2 separate regions of the Homo sapiens genome follow, and region 2 is linked to region 1. A link is a loop called in an ENCODE intact Hi-C map of the cell type or tissue named here. Cell type or tissue: heart right ventricle. All regions are shown on one strand.

Region 1 (2,500 bases):
CACACACATACACAGATGCATACATTCTGGAATATCATATCTCGAGAGACTATGTTTATTTTAACCATATCTTAGGCCAATGATAAAATGGAAGGCGGAGAAAACAATTTTGGTTTCTCCCACATAGGCCTGCCCCACAACTTTAGAGACACTGCTTAGATGGCCTTTTCGTTTCAGGTTTCTATGAGAGTAAAAAACATATTCAGTAATTATTTATAAATGACTCAGAGAAGGGGAAAGCTCATAAAATTATTCCTACAATATTTTATTAGTGTACTGGTCATAGTTTATACTGAATATTCTTAGTAGAGAAATCATGAGCTAAATTAACAGCCAAAAACCTCTAGATATATGACTGCCCTTTCCATGAACTAGGGCTCAACAATGACTTGGTCTGAGACAATTTAAAGTGCTCTAGTTGATATTCAGATGAATCACTATCAATTCAACTCACTGCCTCTCCAATTCTCAAGTTCCAGTTCTAATATCTTAATATTTGAAGTTTAACTATGACCTGATCTCCACTTTACAATCTAGTTTGGAAACTGGAGCATTATCTTGTTTTTGTATTCCTGTCTCAATAACATTTCTTGGGCCCAGTTTCTCTAAGGCTGAGGCCCTGATTTGACCGGTCAATCTTCTAAAGATAAGGATTTGCGCATGGAACACCAGAGAGTTCAGGATATCCATAACCTTTCAACAGCATTGTTTTTACATGAATTATCTACATGTCTTCTTGGACACCCAAATTGCACTAGGTTGTGAAAATCCTACTGCTATGTTTTACCTTCTTTTGGGGGGAACACACATTTATCTTATTTGTAAGTTAACTGCTTGTCCAAATTTCTTCCTATGGCCTATCACCATAAACATTCCTATCTTTTTTATTGTGCCAACTCTGAGTTACATTCTGTCCAAAACTACACTGGGGCAGTGGAGAGGGGAAAGGATCTATAACTAGGCCTGACCTGCCTTCTAGGACAAAATAAACAGAGGAAGTTATACCTGGATGAACAGATAGTAAGACGTGGCCTCAGTCATAATTCAGCTAATAATAGAGCTTCGGGAAAGAGCACAGTGACAGATACTAGGCTGAGCAATGCTGAGAAATCCAGGCAAGCAGCCAGCCAGGCAGGCAGCTGTGAGCTTGGAGATCAGTTTAGTAAATACATGTCTGTAATGGGAGAAAGAACCTGGAAGATTGGCCAGTGAAGTGCTAGGCAGCCCAGTGCTGAGCAGCCAGGTTGAAAACAGCAGGTTTAGTTCTTGGGATAAGGGAGCTGGACAGATGCGCAGCACAAAAGATTGGGTCTCCTGGAAAGCAAAGGAGGGGTATGACTTGGGGAAATTCTGAAACATGGGGCTAATTTCAGAGGTTCCTATGCTTGGCTTGACTGGCAGGGCAGGATACTTGGAAAACAACAGTGAATACAAATTACTGCCCTTTGACTAACATATCCATTTTCCCAGCAAGTAATTTAATACTATACCAATAACTACAGCTGAGACAATGGGCTGTCTTTTTCATCACTGTCAGAATCAACTTAGAGCTGAAAATGGTACTGAGCATGAAAGCGGGAGGTGTTTTATTAAGCAAACATTCTTGGAATGAGCTGGGAAAGAACAAAGAAAATGTTTATGGGGAGATGAGTTGACTTTCTCCTATACTTTACCTTTCTATCACCTGCTCTGGTACTTGAGTAATTCCAGGGGCCCCCCAAAATGCACACACCCTGTCAATCTTCTCATTTCGGCTGAGTCATGTAATAAACAATGCCATGAGAGTTAAATGAACTACATTTTAGGGATCAACGTTAAATTTTTATTTACTTTTAAAATGTTCAGAATTTTTAACGATTTTCAAGAAAAATTAAAGACCCTTTACATTAGTCTGAATTGAAAATAAATAAATGACTAATAGCATTTGGTAACGTTTAGAAAATGCAAATAGATCATAAAAAGTACTACATGAAAAATGAAACACTTAGTTCCTCTCACATCTCTTTAGGCATCTGTTACATCTTGAGTGAGTCTCCTTTGTGATTTTCCTGCCTCTTTGTCTCTTTATTCCAAAAAACTCAACACATACTTGTCAGATTAATCTCAAAGGCCCCATGAAGTAACGGAGAGATTTAAAGCCAGCTAGATTTAGATTTGAATCTTGGCTCCAGAATGCTTGGCTGAATGTCCCTGGGCATATTTTTAACCTCTCTATGGTTCAGTTTTCTAATATTTAAAATTAGAATAATGATAGGGATCTGGCAATACTGTGTCTAGCAAAGTGTCTGGTGCCCAATAAATCCTTGTTCCTTTATTTCATCCTAAATGTGACTTTAAACAAATCATCACCCTTCAACTGTTTCCTGTTGCTTTTGGATTGAAGCACAAACTCCTCCTCTTGGCACCATAGGTGTGTCAAAATATGATCCAAATCTATCTTCCAACAGTTATTTTCTGTATCTTCCATATTTACTATTCAATATCCATTCATCCAATTGTG
Region 2 (2,500 bases), 140 kb after region 1:
CATTAATTATTTCTGATTTATTTTCTAGAAAAGACCTTCAGTATTCTGCTTGCATTCATGTTTATTTGGTCATTTGCTTTACAATGGACTGGTCCTTGCTGACCTGTTTTTAAAAGAGTTGGTTATCTGCAATTTGAGCAACCAGTTGAAGTTGTTTTATAAAAGTTTTAAGCCTTCATTTTCTGCCAGTGAACACAATGCTGCTTGGTTTCTAAGTATAGAGCCATCTATGTAAAAATCGCCACTTTAAAATCACAAGAAAGAGACTGTTCAGCAAGTGGAGGAGATTATTGCAGCAGGAAGAAACTGAGGGGACCCTCCATGTGGCACCCACTGAAGAGTATTTGAATGTTTATCATATCATCAGTGTGGCCTAGGCTGTTGCCTAGCAGTTATCTAGAGACCTACTTCACGTTTTATTTTAATTTAATAAGGTAAATCGAAGACTTTTGTTTGCTTGCTTGCTTGTTTAGTTCACAGATTAGGAATAAATCTGGACTGGAACTTGTAACAATTAACTAGGGCATTTGAAAGTCCAAGCCAGCCTCTTTATGAATTACATTTTGAAAAGACAAGCTGCTATCTCATTGGTAACTTTCAGGAGACCACTCTTGGAATTAAATTTAGAAAACATTTATCAGTTATGTTGCCCAAAATCACAATGGACAGGGCACTTTCTGCATAGCTAATACACAAGCGGCATCCGCCTGCAAATCACAGAGCACCCCTACTATAGCATAACTAGGACAGGAGTCAGGGAGACGAACCGATTTAACATTTCATGGAGAATTCAAAGCTATGCTTCTCTAACTTTCCTCCCCATTTCTTCCCAGCTTCCCTTCCCCCGCACCACACACCCAGAAGCCACTCAATTTGCCAACCATGTCCAGTTTAACTTACTGCAGTGTGATGCAGGCGAAAGCTGAGCGCATCTCTGAAGCGAGAGCCACTGCTTTTCCGGAGAGGAACTGGGACTAGCCAGTTCTCAGGATCCTTTCCAATTCACACGCTCCCGGCACAGTAAGAAGGCTCCCACACAGCTCGGCTTCCCCAGAGGAGTGGAGCTTCAAGAACTCTGCTCACAGCATCCTCCTCCCCACTGCCACCCCCTTCCAGAACACCCGGCCCATTGGAACTAGTGTCTGAAAGATGGAAATCTACTTCCAGGCAGCAACACAGGCTGCCTGCAGTTCACCCGTCTCTGATCATTTGCAACTAAAAAACAGCGGAGGCTGAAAGACGTAGGTTTCCGGAGCCTGAAAGTCATCTTTGGCGTCCCCCTTCCCCACCTCTCACTCCTCCCACTTCATCCCCGCTCCTCTATCGCGTCCACCCCCAGTCCTCCAGACTCCCACTCAAGCTAGCTATCACAAATGATTATTTTATCATCCAAACCAGTAAGCAGCTGAAGGAAACAATTTGTCAGAGATGAAATACCTGTTGTCCATGACTAACGCTCTTCTTCAGTCTCTCTTAGTCCTTGATTTATGTCAAGACGCGTTGATATTGGAAGTCTGTGCAGTGTGTGTGTGTGTGTGTGTGTGTGTGTGTGTGTGTGTGTGTTGAGGAGGAGGCGATTTGCGCGGCTGCAAGCACCAGCCCTGCCTATCTCTGGCTGCCGCTTCTCCAGCTGCTATTGCTACTCTTGCTGATGGAGCTCAGGGGAAAATGAGACAGGGAGACAAGGCTATACAGCTGTTTAACTGCTGGTCCAGTTATAAGACAGGGGAGGAGACGGTGCAGGTGAGAGGCTGTTGAGACAGTGAGCTGGATTCACTGCAATTACTACCACTCACTATACATCTCAGGGAGGAAATATGATACCCGTCTCCCCTCTCCCTTCTACAACTGTAGTCCTTGGTGGGTCATTGTTCAGCAACCATCTGCCGAAGCCACTTCTACCAATTGTAGCAGCTGCAGACGCTCTTGCTGCATTCCGGCTTGGTAACCTCGGAGCAGGTGACTGGAGGATGGATGAAGTAGAAAGGCAGTTAAATATTGGGAGAAACTCTATGTATGTGTAACCAATCAGGGCACAGATAAAAATAACAATTTTGAGGCACGTGTGTAAAATAGTGTATTAGGGTAAGAAAAATGTAAGTAAGTCAATAATCAAGATTTTTGTGGACTGTGTACAAAACCAGACAGTTATTAAGCAGTGTGCTTACCAGCTTATACACGGGGTATCTTGACATAGAAGTCCCGTGGTTGCTCTTAACTTATCTATATAATATTCTCAATGATTTCAATGCATTAACATCTCTCTGTCAGCTACAGACTCTGGTAAAACCAACTTGATTCTGTCTTCTATTAACTTTCATTTGCTCTCCTTATTGGCTGCTCTCATTAATCTCCAACATATTCTCATAAAAAATATGACATTCGGCAGAACTTAGAAATGGAAGACGTTCTCAAATCCCCCAAAGAATAGAATACTTCTTAATTACTAGTAACATTTGCTCTAGTAATAGTCTGTCTTCACTTTCTTGTTCTGTAGATT

Evidence for each region. Hi-C counts contacts between places; a loop is a spot of excess contacts. Peaks named below come from ENCODE experiments on the same cell type or tissue, not always from the same donor. Only the 100,000 strongest peaks of a DNase experiment are listed, where the experiment ranks them.
Region 2: it touches region 1 in a loop (3-fold over the local background); 3 of 110 quality-filtered maps call a loop at or near these places.

What each region holds. Positions count from the first base shown.
Region 1 is chr7:14,760,611-14,763,110 of GRCh38, forward strand. The region is part of intron 2 of DGKB (diacylglycerol kinase beta); the gene reads right to left. Among named protein-coding and RNA genes, the nearest start is that of DGKB, 140 kb to the right of the region's middle. In heart right ventricle, no CTCF peak of the experiment used is centred here; a DNase peak (open chromatin) is centred at 1,131; H3K27ac peaks cover 1,695 bases.
Region 2 is chr7:14,901,692-14,904,191 of GRCh38, forward strand. It overlaps DGKB (diacylglycerol kinase beta), which reads right to left and starts at 1,060. Exons shown (of 26, transcript NM_001350709.2): 1 at 901-1,060. In heart right ventricle, no CTCF peak of the experiment used is centred here; a DNase peak (open chromatin) is centred at 1,040; H3K4me3 peaks cover 1,866 bases; H3K27ac peaks cover 312 bases.